Linked DNA regions of Homo sapiens: region 2 is linked to region 1. Evidence: read pairs that join two places in POLR2A ChIA-PET (ENCODE). Cell type or tissue: A673. All regions are shown on one strand.

Region 1 (8,000 bases):
GATCTTCCCCTCTTTCCTGACCAAAGAAACAACCACAGCCATCAACATTCTGGCATTGGGCCAGGCATTCTCTCCTCTGCTGGGTGAAGAAGCTGCTCTATTTGCTGACTTTCATTTGACTGTGGTGTAGAGATTCCTTGATAATAACAACTGTACATCATATGACTATTTTATTCTTTCTGTCTCTACCTAACTGCAGATGGGCACATTACCACTGTGGATTAGATACTTTATGGTTGGATGATAAACGCTTATAAGAACAACGTCTGTGTTACCAGAATGGCCATTATACATGATGCTCCAAACCTCCTCTGTTTGGCTTAACATAGCTTTGTCTCAATTCCTAGCCTTAATGCAGGCTACTTTTCAAAAGTAGGGTTCTACCACAAAACAACTCTTTTTTCCCCGGCAATGATTCTTGTGCAGTTCACTGAAGTAGGCTTGATCCTGTCTTTTCTTCCGCAACCCAAATTTGCTCAAACCAGTACCAAGTGTCCCAAACTTATAGATCCCAAGAGTTCTTATTCTTCTTTTTTTCTTTTTTTTTCTTTTTTGAGACAGAGCTTTGCTCTTGTTGCCCAGGCTGGAGTGCAATGGTGCAATCTCGGCTCACCGCAACCTCCGCCTCCCAGATTCAAGCGACTCTCCTGCCTCAGCTTCCAGAGTACCTGGAATTACAGGCATGCACCACCACGCCTGGCTAATTTTGTATTTTTAGTAGAGATGGGGTTTCTCCCTGTTGGTCAGGCTGGTCTCGAACTCCTGACCTTAGGTTATCCACCCGCCTTGGCCTCCTAGTGCTGGGATTACAGGCGTGAGCCACCGCGCCTGGCCTGAGTTTTTCTTAACTATGAATAAAACTTTGCCTGAGTTCTTGTTACAATACAAATATGTGGCCGAAAAAGGTACCTGTATAATCCGTAACTACACAGATGTGAGTTGGTTTACCACATTAGCTAGCTAAAGTCTAGGAGAGGATAAGGAATAAAGAAATGAAACACCCTGGAAAAATGGAAATATACTGGTTTATGGTGTTAAGTTACTCAAAGGTATTTACTGAGCACCTATTGTCCCTCTGCATGATACATTAGCTGCAGACAGGAGAGCCCCCTCCGGGGAAGAATGGAGGAAGGACAATAGATTGGGGTGGCAGGATGCTTTGGAGGCAGTATCAGTTTCTCAAGTAGGGAGAAGAGCACCTCACAGACAACTTCTCAGAGCTATCCAAGGAAAGTTAGAGCATCAGGGTTAGACCATGTCCTCTGTCATGCTACAGTCTGGCAGTAGGAACACTTCTGGCTCCTGCAGAAGAGACTAGGAGTACACCCAGACAATGGGGGAGGGTAATTAGCTCTCATTGAACCAGGGGGCACTGTGGCCTATGCCCTTTAGACTACTGGGAAGATCGTTGTTTTCAACTCTTTTAAGTTGGTGGTAAATAACATGTATCTTTCACTTCATGAACACCTACCACACAATCCTAATAGGATTCAATTTTTTGTGTGAATCCTATTGGGTTCTGCTTCAATAATATTCTTCCCCAAATTCCTCGAAGGACATTTTCTCCTCTTTATAAGATTTTACAAATCCCCTGTTTCCTTGTAGGGAATTAATTTTTATTATCACTGGCTGATGTTTCCAGTACAAGACAATGAATGGTATTTGAATTCCTACTAATTGTTAACTCTAGTAGACAATTAGTACAATACATAGGGTAAATGCATTATAGTTAGATAGCAGGAAAGAATAATTAGAAATACAGCATTTGTGATCGTTGGTGTTAATACTTCTATTAAGCTAGGCTAGCCATTTGCTTTGTTTAGTCTGACATTTATGGGGGCAATTTTAAAGAAAAAAATGCAGTTGCTTTATTTTACTTAAGCATGAATCTTCAATTTCAATATAGAGCAGGTTTAGTTAATAATATCTTTTTTTTTTTTTTTTTTTTGAGACGGAGTCTCGCTCTGTCACCCAGGCTGGAGTGCAGTGGCGCGATCTCGGCTCACCACAAGCTCCGCCTCCCAGGTTCACGCCATTCTCCTGCCTCAGCCTCCCGAGTAGCTGGGACTACAGGCGCCCGCCACCACGCCCGGCTAATTTTTTGTATTTTTAGTAGAGACGGGGTTTCACTGTGTTAGCCAGGATGGTCTGGATCTCCTGACCTCGTGATCTGCCTGCCTCAACCTCCCAAAGTGCTGGGATTACAGGTGTGAGCCACCACACCTGGCCCTTTTTTTTTTTTTTTTTTTTTATGAGGCAGGGTCTTGCTCTGTCGCCTGGGCTGGAGTGCAGTGGTGTGATCATGGCTTACTGCACCCTGGACCTCCTAAGCTCAAGCAATTCTACTGCTTCAGCATCCCGAGTAGCTGGGACTATAGACACATGCCACCATGCCTGACTAATTTTTTAAAAATTTTTAGTGGAGATGGGATCTCACTATGTTGCTCAGGCTGGTCTTGAACTCCTGGGTTCAAGCAATTCTGCTGCCTCAGCCTCCCAAAGTGCTGGGATTACAGAGATCAGCCACTACGCCGGGCCAAGTTAACAATGTCTTCTCTTGTAATCAACTCATAACATTTTGATTAAACTAACATGATTACCCTTAACCACAGAAATGCAAACATTCAGATTCACAACTTTCTTGATTGTTCTCTGTCAAAGACATTAGTTAATATTGGTTAAAAGAACAATACATTTAGATTTGCACAGTTGCTGTTATTGGAAACATATTATGGTTATAAAATATTGCAAGAATATGTGACAACACTTAGGTTAGACAACATGAAGAACAGTGGTATTATCAGGGTGAAAATATATATATTCTCAGCCATTCTTGTGGAATTAAGATAAACAACCATTTGACTTTGTTGAGTCTCATTCAGTCTTAAAATGGAGGGACTTTTTAGAAGGTCTGTGGAGAACCTATTGACTGGCTAGCCTGGGAGACATGCTCAGTCCTCTTTTCCCAGCTACTTCATGCAATGGAGGCTGGAAAGCAACATGCTAACTTTCCCAGCATCCTTTGCAGCTAGGATTGGCTGTATGATTCATTTCTCATCAATGTTGCATAAGATGTAGTCTATGGGGGAACTCTAGTGATGTTTTTAGCCTTCCTTATACTTTTGTCTTAAAGGTAAATGACTAGAGTGCTGGGAGTCAATTTGCAACCAGAGGCCACAAGCATGAGGACAAAAAGCTAGCATGGTAATCACGGCCAAGTAAATAGATACAATGAGCCAATATTGGCTCCTCTATTTGGCTTAACATAGCTTTGTCTCAATTCTTAGCCTTAATGCAGGCTACTTTTCAAAAGTAGGGTTCTACCACAAAACAACCTTTTTGCCCCTGGCAATGATTCTTGTGCAGTTTACTGAAGTAGGCTTGATCCTGTCCTTTCTTCTCCAACCCAAATTTGCTCAAACCAGTATTGAGTGCCCCAAACTTATAGATCCCAAGAGTTCTTCTTAACTATGGATAAAACTTTGCCTGAGTTCTTGTTACAATACAAATATGTGGCCGAAAAAGGTACCTGTATATAAAGGGCTTTTGATGACATTGTTGATCTGCTACACATCTCTTTCATGTTTGCCTTCCTCCAGTCTTTTAATTCTATAAGATGATTTTATTAATAATTAATATGAATACAACATATATTATATATTGTATATATTATATATTATAAATTGTATATATTATAACATATATAATAATATAGTATATATATAATATATGGTATATATACTATATATAATATTATAACATAATAACTTTATTATTTATGTAATGGATTGTCAGGCTTTTTTGTTGTCATTTACTTGTGGCCAGCAGTAGCTTATTCATATGGTTCTCCACCACTTTGAAGAGATACATCTGCAATGATCTGAACACCAAGTCAATTATCTATCAAAAACATGGTTCAAATGTACTTCCATTGGAGTAATCTAATGCAGCACCATCCAACAGAACACTGATGAGGGAAACATTCATAAAGAACACATATGTTTGTGTGATGAAGGAATATATGTGATCTATTTACGATATAGAACATACAGTCATGTACAACAAAATGAAGTGTTGGCCAATGACGAACTGCATACACAATGGTGATCCCTTAAGATTATAATGAAGCTGAAAAATTCCTATTGCCTAGTGACGTCGTAGTTAAACCATTGTAATGTCATAGTGTAACCCACTACTCATGTGTTGTGGTGATGCTGGTGTATAAAAAGCTATGTGCTTCCAGTCAGAGAAAAATCTAGCACATATAATGATGTATAGTACAGAATATTTGATAATGATAATAAGTGACTATTACTAGTTTATGTATGTACTACTATACTATACTTTTTACTGTTATTTTAGACTGTACCCCTTCCATTTAATAAAAAAAGTTAACAGCCTCAGGGAAATTCTTCAGGAGGTATCCAGAAGAAGACACTGTTATCACAGGAAATGACAGTCCTAGGTGTGTTATTGCTTCTGAAGATCTTCCAGTGGGAGAAGATGTGGAAGTGGAAGACAGTGATATTGATGATTCTGACCCTGCGGAGGCCTAGCTAATATGTGTGTTTGTGTCTTCGTTTTTAACAAAAAATTTAAAATGGGAAAAAAAATTTTTAATAGAAAAATCTTACAGAATAAGGATATAAAAATTATATTTTTGTGCAGCTCTACAATGTGTTTGTTTTAAGCTAAGTATTATCACAAAGTCAAAACGTTAAAAATTAATTGAAAAGTTTATAAAGTAAAAAAGTGACAGTAAGCTGAAGTTAATTTATTATTGAAGAAATTTTTTCCAATAAATTTAGTGTAGCCTAAGTGTACAGTGTTTATGAATTCTACAGTAGTGTAAGGTGATGTCCTGGGCCCTCCATTCACTCACCACTCACTAACTAACCCACCCAGAGCAACCTCCAGTTCTATAAGTGCCCTATACAGGTATATTGTTGTTTATCTTTGATGCTAATTGTTTTTTTTTTTTGAGACAGAGTCTCGCTCTGTCACCCAGGCTAGAGTGCATTGGCATGATCTCGGCTCACTGCAATCTCTGCCTCCCGGGTTCACACCGTTCTCCTGCCTCAGCCTCCTGAGTAGCTGGGACTACAGGCACCCACAACCACGCCCGGCTAATTTTTTTTTTTTTTTTTTTTTTTTTGTATTTTTAGTAGAGACAGGGTTTCACCGTGTTAGCCAGAATGGTCTCAATCTCCTGACCTCGTGATCCACCTGCCTTGGCCTCCCAAAGTGCTGGGATTACAGGTGTGAGCCACTGCACCAGGCCGATACTCGTATTTTTTTTAACCTTACCTTTTCTATGTTTAGCTCTGGGTAGATAGACAAATACTTACCATTGTGTTTTAATTGCCTGCAATATTCAGTACAGTAACATGCTGTACAGGCTCGTAGCCTAGGACCAACAGGCTATATCATATAGCCTAGGTATGTAGTAGGCTATACCATCTAGGTTTGTGTAAGTACACTCTTTGATACTTGCACAACCTTGAAATTGCCGAATGACACATTTCTCAGGACATATTCCTGTCACCAAGCAACCCATGACTGTACAGAAGACAGGGCCACTGAAAATTCAAAATGTGGCTACTGTTATTGAGGAAGTAAATTTTTAATTTTATCTTGCTTCATTAATTTAAATTGAAACAGCCAACATGTGGCTGGTGGTTATGGCATCAAGCAGCACAGATACAAAGAATTGCTACCTACTAAAAAATATTTGAAGAGATTCCTGTAGTTCTCTTAGGAAAAATTCAGCTTGTAACTTTATATATATTATTTCACAGGCCCAAGAACACCTCGTTATAGAAAAATGATGACTCAGCAGGGCTTTGCACAATGTCATGTTTGAAGGCTGTTAAACAATATTTAACTCGAATATTAGCTAACTAGGCAGAACTGATACCAATTTAAGCATTTTACATTGACAACTATAATAAAGGATGTCCTTTTGGAATAATAATCTTATTCAGACTACACTCTTTCAGCTGTTTGTTAAGACTTTTGTGTTCCCAATTACGAATGAAAAGAATAATAATGGCATGCCAGTCTCATTAAGCCACGGGGGTAAAACAACTCTCTCAGACAAACTATAAATTATCATTTGCACAAGACCGCTGAGTATGCTAGAAAATCAGCCACAAAGTGTGCCAACATGGCGCCGAATAGTGGGAGACTGAGAGTAGGCAGCTAAAGATGCTCCCAGTGAAAGGAGAGGAGAAATGGATACTGATTATACTGGACACTGGGGATCTGTGGGGCCGTCATATACTGGAGCATGGTATTCAGTACTGTCTCCTACACCCAAATGTGACTTGCGGAAGTGATTCCATGATGCCTCAGTGTCTTGTGTCGAGCTAAATAGTCAGCACACTCACATTCATGGCTATATTTAGAGCCTGAGGAACAACCACTTCTTCAAGTGTCCAGGGTGGCCTGGAGGAGCTAAAGGTGCCACTTCTTCTATCTCTTGACAAGGAATGCAGTCACAGGCAAGTTCTCCATCACTGGTTACCTCCAAGCTGCTGTAAAGAGGTCAGCAAAGTTCCTGCGTGCTGGGAACTTGAGTTCCTTCAAGGTTATGTACAATTTTAAGACGTGGCTGACAAGCTGAACTTATTTCAGAGACAGGACTATCTATATTCTGAGTTTTAACAGAAATGATGTAAAAAGAGAGTTGAGAGTTTTGGCAAACCGTATTTTCTTATTCTATATTTGCTACTACGTGTAAAACATTCAATTTATAAAATATTTCATTTAAGAAAGCCACCACCTACACTTCTAACCACTAGGTGTTCTTGAGATAATTATAGAAACTGGATTACTCAGTATCACTTTCATTTCATATTGACAAATACTTCTCATCAGTTTGCTTTGCATTCTTTTGGAAATACCTGTTTTCCTCATAGGTGCTGCTTTGACCCACTTATTTTATGGTAACGTCCAATGTCTAAGGAGATAATGGCAACCATGTGTGAATAGTTAACACTCAGTCTTGATAGAGGGACATGGTCTCTAGGAATGTACCATATCTGGAAGAAGGATACATTTAGAATAAGTCTCCATAAAAGACATATGAATATGTGAATTTTTACCTATGATGTGGCTCTGAAATACAGAATCTGCAACTGCATCGTCTTCATCCTCTTGCAAGTTTTCATTTGCCTCTTTTACCTGCAGGAAGAAGAAAATGATGCAAGTTCTTATTTGTTTTATTAAAAAGATCCTTTTGCAATCCTCAGAGTAATGGTACATTCTATAACAAATATGTGGGCATAGGTGTGAGTGTTTGCATGTATATACATGTGTGAGTATGTATGTATACATATAAAATACATTTTTTTCGTTCTACTTTTCCGCACTCCATCATTTGGCTTTATTACAAGTTTTAATTATAAGAGCTTATTTTCAGACATATAACCTCATTTCTGAAGGAGAGAATTTACAGGGTATCTAATTCTACACAAAATTTTAGAGATAACAGCTTAGCTTGTTAATAATTAATGAAATCAGTAACACAGGGCTGTTAGGAAACGTTAAAGTCTAACGAGGTATAATTCCTCCAGAGTCAGTGACTTCCACTGCAAGTTATTTTAATAGGAATAAAAATATATACTTTAAATATACTTAGGTCTGCTGGCTCTTTCCTGGAATGTAACTTAAGAAGATAATTTTTTTTCATTCTTTCCATAATCAAAGGAGATGACAATGATGTATGTATGATCAGTGAACCAGAGCAGTGAGTCATTTATCTAGATATTTTTTTTTGAGCCAAAAACATTCCCTCTTATATTTCAGTTGGAAGGCCCAGGCACTAGATTGGGCAGCATCAGATGGAACTCTACACAGAATTTAATGAAGTTCCAGTATTTTACAGATGAGAATTCTGAGGTCTAGGAAGTCTCCTTAAAGTTGGCACAAATGCAGTAAGTGGCAACACTGGCATGAAAGCCCAGGCCCCCTACTTCCCAATCCAGTAGCAGGAGAAG
Region 2 (8,000 bases), 170 kb after region 1:
TTTGCTCTAGAGATCCAAATTTCAGGTAGGAATCCAAGGGAAATTTTTCCAAGTATGCATAACAATTATCAAACTTTGTGTTTCTCACGGATTGTTGATAACTGCCTTTAATTGTATTTAAAGATAGGTAGTATTCTTTTGAAATGTCAGAAAAGGCAATGGCAAAAAGCCTTCAATTTGGCTGTGATCCCAATTAAAATTCTTCAACCCAAAAGAAATAGCTTTGATCTGATCAAAATGTATGAGTTTCTTTTTTTGTCACCATAATTTAAAGACAGAAAAATGGTATTTAGGATTTACATATACATGTGGAGGCCAACCTCATTATGATGATTGTACTGAGAAGCCAGGAAGTTCTGAATCATAAATGTATTTTCAGAAAAGAATTGTATTTTCAGAGGGGGAAAAAAAAGAGCTACAACAATAGCTCTAATTTAACTGGAGATGTTCACTACACAATCCCCGAAGAGCAGGATAAATTGTCGAGAGCATCAGCAGACTGTCTATTCATTTGGCATATTAGCATGAAAGGGGGCTTTTTGCCCAGTGGAGCCCAACCTCTTCTCTACAGGATCTTGCTTTTGAGATCTTTGAAACAAGTATTTCAAATACAGCATACTGAGATTTGCTCTAATCTTAACTATGGCATTAGAAAAGTCATTATAACTTTATGCATAAGTTGTTGGTGTATGGCCAAGTCAGAAATCTTGCCCTGAGGACCAACATCTACATAATAAGAGAAAATAGATACGTGTGCAGCCAATTATTAGATACCTCTGGTGATGGCAACTAGAAACTACGTGAAGTCATGGATAATTCAACATAATAACAATCACTATATGGAAAAATGTTCCTGGCTCATGCCTGTAATCCCAGCAATTTTGGAGATCCAGGCAGGTGGATCACTTGAGGTCAGGAGTTTGAGACCAGCCTGGCCAGCAGGGTGAAACCCCATCTCTACTAAAAATACAAAAACTAGCCTGACTTAGTGGCGGGTACCTGTAATCCCAGCTACTGGGGAGGCTGAGGCACGAGAATTGCTTGAACCTGGAGGTGGAGGTTGCAGTGAGTAGAGATCACGTCATTGCACTCCAGCTTGGGTGAGAGAGTGAGACTCTGTCTCGAACAAAGAAAATTTTGTAAAAAAGTAAACGATGACCCCACACTAAAACTATGAAAATCAAAGTTAAAGAAAAAAAACCTTTTAAATCAATTTATTTTACCTTAATTTATTAAAACATGTACATTTGTTAGACATTTATGAAAGACCTATTTGGTGCCAGACAAGGGTGATCATCTCTAAGACTCATAAACAAGAAGTTGTAAATGTTACCTAATGTGATGTGCCATCTCTAATGCCCTCTGGAACCCATTTGAGTGTGGAGAACTCTGTGGCTGTCTACACAACATCCATTTCACCTCTTGTATGTGAATATATAAAAGTCATAGGATTGGTCACTACTGATTCCCTCTTCACAGGTAGCTGCCCTAATTTGTCTTATCTAATTAAGGTTATGTTATCCCCTTTGTCAAAGTGATTGGGAAATATATCCCAGGGATAAACCAATCAGTACATGGCTTTTTTCCCAGCTACAAGAGATTGGTTCAGGGAAGAGTATTTAATTGATTTTAGGTCCATGAAGGTATCTGGGAAGTGAAGGCTCCCTGGGAGCTTTTGTAAAGGATAGTTCTGCATTTCTCAGGAACTCATGTGAGAAATTTCTTGGGTGATATGTTAAGTAGATTTGTAGATTGGATTGATGACAGCCATTTATCCACCTTGAAACAAGCCATCTTAAGAATGATGTTAACTCATGGAAAGAGAAAAGCCAAGAAAACTACACAGAAAGATGGAGCCTGAGCCTTCACCAAATTGCAGCACAAGCTCAACCTATGTCTAGACTTCTCTGAACATACGGCAGCTTGAGCCGAGTTTTTGTTACCGGCAGCCAGGGCATCTTAATTATTATAACTGTAACAGGAACTGTGGCATCAGAGCTGATTTCTGAAAGGAAAATAGGATTTAGACAGGTGAATGGTAGGTATGGGAATTGAGAGAGCCCTTTCTGGGACAGGAAATTATGGGAGCAAAAGCAAAGGGGTAGGAAAACACACGGTATGTTCAGGGGCGAGTCTATCACACCGGATGAGAGGTGGAAGGTGAAGCTGACAGTAGGTTGGGGGTGGTGGGGGACTTTACTGACCCTTCTGGAAAACTAACTAGTGGTGGAATGGGAGTTGGAGCAGAGGAGGAGAAGCAGATACAGGTGGTTGTTACCATCATCTGGGCCAGTGCTCACAAGGACCCTTGCTCACACCTTGGCAGTGAAGATGGAGTAGAGAGGATGAGTTCAAAGGCCATGCCAATGACAAGCTACACATGATGTGGTGTCGCACTTCATGAGAAGCAAAGAGAGTAAGAAATGGACTATGAAGTTTAAGTCTGGGGACATCTGGTAAAGGCTGGTGCCGTTAATCAGGAATGATAATTCAGGCAAAAGAGTTAAACTACCTTAAATAATATTTTTTTTCTTTTTTTTTTTTTTTCCTTGAGACAGAGTCCCGCTCTGTCGCCCAGGCTGGAGTGCAGTGGTGCGATCTCAGCTCACTGTAACGTCTGCCTCCCAGATGCAAATGGCTCTCCTGCCTCAGCCTCCCAAGTAACTGGGATTACAGGCGCTCGCCACCATGCCCGGCTAATTTTTGTGTTTTTAGCAGAGATGGGGTTTCACCATGTTGGCCAGGCTGGTCAGGAACTCCTGACCTGAAGTGATCTGCCCGCCTTGGCTTCCCAAAATGCTGAGATTACAGGCATGAGCCACTGCACCCAGACTGGAATATTTTCTATATAATTTCTTTAAAAAGTCATAGAAACAACCTAAATCCAAACTAACAAGGAGCTGAATGACTGGATAAATTATGGTACATTTCCTGAATGAGTGAAATACTCTGTAGTGAGACATTAACATTTTCCCATGTGTGACTCACTTGTCTGATAATATTTCCATGCCAGACACACCCCCATAATAAAGGTTCCTCACTCCATGTGGCTGCACAAGGGGGTGGGTTACACGTTTATTTTTCAACACCATCTCTTTCTTTCTCCACCACAAATAGGTCCCTTGGCACTACACAGTTGAAAACTATTGTTTGGGAGGATGTCAAGAAAAATTCTTTAGACTTGGAGAAAAATATAACCAAAAGAAACTGTTATCTGAGTATTGAAAATTTAGAAGACTACATACACATGGAAAAAAAAGATACACACAAATGTGCTTACAGTAATTACTTCTGAGTGGTAGGATCTAGAGTATTTTTTTCTTTTACTTTTTTATAGTTTCTATTTACTTTCTAAAATGCATATGTATCAACTTTATAATTTTACAAGGACATCAATTATATTGGGTTCTTCAGAAGCAGATAATGAAATGAGGGTTTGTGTGAAAATGATTTATGAGGCAGGGAATAATTTTTACCAGCTTCCTCATTTGTTTAATAGTGATGATGTGAAAAAGAAACCAGTGAGTGAGTAGGGAAGTGAGAATCATCAAGGGAAGAGCCCCAGCAAAGGTGTCCTATTAAGCAAAGTCCCACTGAGGGTAACTTGAGATCAACTTCTGCTGACCTATAGAAGCTGGGGAATTTACTGGCCCTCCTCTAGTCAGTCACTATTAGAGAGCTGCCCCCATAAATACGTCAATGCCCAGGAACTTCTGGTTCTTCTTGCAGGTAGGAAAATGTGGGGACAGAGAGGCTGCCCAAAGAGACACAGGTGCTGGCTGCTAGGAGTAGGCATGGGCATGGTAAAGGGATCTGAGGGAATATGCACGGAACAACGACCGCATTTGCTGGAGATGCTTACAAAATCTTACTGCTGTAATTAATAAATATGGAAACCTCTGTTTACTAACTGTGTTCATTCATATTAAAAACATTTACTTAAAAGAAAGAGGACTAAATAGTAATACATTGTTGGCCAGCACTTCTTACTGGGAAAGGAGATTTGAAGAGTCTTACTTTTGTAAACGCTTTCCTAAGTGCTACCTGCACCTTAAATGTCACACCTTATATTGCTTTATGTTCTCAGAGTTCACATTCTAAAACTCATACGTTAGGAATTAGGACCAGTGGATAGAAAAACTTGATGACCCCTGGGGACACCAAATGTTGATTGCTGCTTGTTGTTACAGAGGCAAGACAACTGAAGTTTGGGGAGAAAAATCTCCCTTCCTGACAGCAACATGCCAGACCATTAAGAACTTTTGCAAAAATCAATATTGGTCTGAATTATTCAACTGGTGTGCAACAGGATATAGTGGAATGTAAACTATTGGGCTTCCACCAAAGATTTGTGGCTGGCATCCACTATAAATACACAAAGTAACTACTCTCTAGGGAGGAAAACAGCGAGAGGAGCAGGAAATGCCAGGTTTCAGAAAATTAGCCAACCAAGTTCACCCAGCATAAATGCTGATGCACTGCCATATTTGCTAATATAAAGGGTGGACCCTCTGATACATTACATGTTGAGAAGATCCTCAGCTTCTTGCCATGTTTCAACGTGGACTAAACAAAGCTATTCTATCCTCTGAGCTTTTAAGCTCCCTTTTCAATAAATAAATCACAAACTAAACATTTTGAAAGTCATCTCTTTCTCCTGTCCCTGAGAGTCCAGTCATAGGTCTACACAGATGGCTGTCAAGGTGGTATGATTTGAGGTGTGCTGGGAAAGTCCTGTTTGTCCCCAAATATCTCCCCTCTATTGGCCTGTCAGTCATGAGGAATCAATCAAGATAGGGCATTTCAGGAATCAGAGGATACAGTAGAGAACAAAGGTTCTGACCCTGGTGGAATTTATGAACAGATTTCAGGAGTCCTGGTTTCCCAAAAATTATTTGAGAAATACCATGTGTATACACATGAGTGCATTTCCAGGTTAGAGAATCCAGGGCTTTCATGGTATTTTCAGAGTAATCCATGACCCATGAATGGTTAAGGATCTCAGGACTGAGTCAGGAGATCTGGTTCTCTATGCCTGTCTGGCTACTGGCTGGCCATGTCATCTCAGACCGAGACTCTCCCTGCACTTGCTTCAGATTCCTGCATTTTTGAAGACTGCCTGGTTAAAGTCTTGGTGCTCCACCATGTCTCTGTGTGTAAAGGGCCCCCTTTCCAAGACTGCTGAGGAAAATGGCCAAATGCTTCTTTTGTACCTGCTTCCTATGGATCCCCCTCAGCTCAGGGAATAGTAATACTTTAAGACAGCATTACTGGAGAAAGGTAGAGGAAAGGGGAATAACAGAGAATGTTAGAGAAAGAAGGGGGAGAGAGGTGAGAAAGAGGGAGAGAGAAATGCCTCTCACTGATATAGGGGTGTCTGTGAGGCAAAGTCAAAACACCATTGACAAAGGTGGTCTTAGGATCAGTCCCTTGCCCCAGCCCCCGCCCATTCATTCCCTCTCACTTCCAAGTACAGCTGCAACATTCAAATGTTTGAAAATTCATTTTTTAGAGGTTTTCAATTGAACAAGGACAGGAGGAGAGGAATTACTTATGCGTGTATATTCATGTTTAGTTTTTACTTTTTAAATTATGAAACCATCGTGTCTTCCAACAAGTAATAAAGTACAAGGGAATAATTTTTTACTGGCTTCCTCATTTGTTTAATAGTGATGATATGAAAAAAAATGACCTTTTAAAAACACTTAAACGGTTAACTTTTGATCTCAAGTCTTCTCCCCACAGCTTAATTTATTAAAACTAAACACATCTTGACATTATAAATTAGGAAAGTTGAGAGGGCAGTACACTATAATTAGAAGCCTGGGCCAGGCATTCTACAGAACAGATAACTACAACTATTACAAGCCAGCTTACTGAAAATTTTATTGGATGTCATTCATGCACAAGTAATGAATGAAGAACCACCACTCATGGAGGGGCTGATAATACGATGGGTAGGGTGGGTAGAAGAGGGAAAATCTTTCTGGCCCCTCTCTGCATTCTAGCCTCCGGGCTTGAGACTCACCACCAACACTGCTTATAAACATGAAAGGGATTCTGTTTGTTCAAGTGCTGTAAGACCTATTTTTTTTTACATTAGTTAAATTTTTATTTGTATTTTATTTTTTCTCAGTTTTTTTATTTCAATAGATTTTGGGGTACAAGTGGTTTTTGGTTACATGGATAAGTTCTTTAGTGGCGATTTCTGAGAGTTCAGTGTACCCATCACCCAAGCAGTGTACATTGTACTCAATATTGTAGTTTTTGGCTGAGCATGGTGGCTCACACCTGTAATCCCAGCACTTTGGGAGATTAAGGTGGGTGGATCACTTGAGGCCAGGAGTTCAAGACCAGCCTGGTCAACATGGTGAAATCCTGTCTCTACTAAAAATACAAAAATTAGCTGGGTGTGGTGGTGGGTGCCTGTAACTCTAGCTACTCAGGAGGCTGAGGCAGGAGAATCACTTGAACCTGGGAAGCAGAGGTTTCAGTGAGCTGAGATTGCACCACTGCACTCCAGCCTGGGTGGAGTGAGATGCTGTCTAAAAATATGTATATATACATAGTAGTCTTTTATCCCTCACCCGCATCCCAACCTTACCTTCTGAGTTCCCAAAGTCCATTATATCATTCTTATGCCTTTGCATCCTCATAGCTTAGCTCCCACTTACAAGTGAGAATATATGATATTTGGTTTTCTATTGTTGAGTTACTTCAGTTAGAATAATGGCCTCCAGTTCCATGCAAGTTGCAGCAAAAGACATTATTTTGTTCATAAGGGCCTATTTTTATTCACTATGCAACTAATGTACCAGGCATAATCCCACAGGATTACTTAAGAGCTCATAATGGGCTTGAGACTAGAGATGGTCCTCAAGACAGAGTCCATTTCTGGTCACCCTTCAGGGCTCAGGGAACACTGGGCCCTAGCTGTGATCAAATTTGGTCATCACTGCTGCACTCTAAGACTTTCATGGGGTATTTACACTTAAAACATACCAAATAGAAAGACATGGGGTTATGACCTGTAAATCCTTGTAGTTGGTTAAATCTATTCTAAGAGCAAAAAGTAATATAGAAACTGAATAACAGTAAAAAAAATAACTAGCAACAAGCTAAATGTTCAATAATAGGGTAGTAAAATGACTTATGATTGACAGGATATTATGCAGCCATTGAAATGACGGTAGGAATCATTGTAGGTATCATTGTGGTAGGTACTTATGATGAAATGTTAAATTTTAAAAAGTAGTAAAAACTTATTTATTCTTTTTCAAAGATCTGGGTCTCTAATCATGCCACAAGATTATAATTAAGAAAAAAAGAAAAATATCCCATAAAGAAAAAAAAAAGTTAACATTTTGCCATGGAAGAGAGGTGTTAAGAAGTGATACTTTTCTTCTTCTTTTTCATTTATTTGATAATTATATTATCAATTATATTACACTTGTCTTACTTTTATACTGATACATATATTTATAATTAAAAGAAACATTAATATTACATTCACATATTAATTAAAATTTTAAAATATTTTCTCCTACATTAATTCATTTGCTACATAAAGGAAAAGTAAGAAAACTAAAAGTCAAGTTGCTAGATTTGGAAACTAGAGACAGTGAGTGAAAGTTGGCCAAGTCCCCACAACTGTCAGAAACAGAGCAAATCCTCAAAGACAGGGTTGTTAATACCCAGTCTAGAGCTCTTTAGCCTCCAAATCAAAAGGCTATTTCTGGCAGAAAAACAATTACATCTACTAGAGAATGTATTCAGGGAAAGAAACATCTTCTGTTATTGTACTGGACCTCTGCTGTTTGTACCTATCCATTCCAGCACTATCAGCATCTCCCTGTGACTTCCTTTGGTGGACCACTCTTCCCACATTCATGGTCCATTCATACAGTTTTAGGCAGTGCCTACCCTATGTCCCAAGGCCATGGTTATGCAATGGCCCATGCTGGACAATCAGTGTAGTCCAACCAGTTTCAAGCTTATCC

The links. ChIA-PET counts read pairs that join two places held together with the same protein. Peaks named below come from ENCODE experiments on the same cell type or tissue, not always from the same donor. Only the 100,000 strongest peaks of a DNase experiment are listed, where the experiment ranks them.
Region 2: POLR2A ChIA-PET joins it to region 1 with 8 read pairs; 2 of 35 experiments call an interaction of 5 or more read pairs at or near these places.

The regions. Positions count from the first base shown.
Region 1 is chr2:132,766,710-132,774,709 of GRCh38, forward strand. It overlaps NCKAP5 (NCK associated protein 5), which reads right to left. Exons shown (of 20, transcript NM_207363.3): 16 at 7,107-7,185. Among named protein-coding and RNA genes, the nearest start is that of LYPD1, 100 kb to the left of the region's middle. In A673, no CTCF peak of the experiment used is centred here; no DNase peak of the experiment used is centred here.
Region 2 is chr2:132,933,449-132,941,448 of GRCh38, forward strand. The region is part of intron 8 of NCKAP5 (NCK associated protein 5); the gene reads right to left. Among named protein-coding and RNA genes, the nearest start is that of NCKAP5-AS1, 22 kb to the left of the region's middle. In A673, no CTCF peak of the experiment used is centred here; DNase peaks (open chromatin) are centred at 3,023 and 4,393; H3K27ac peaks cover 485 bases.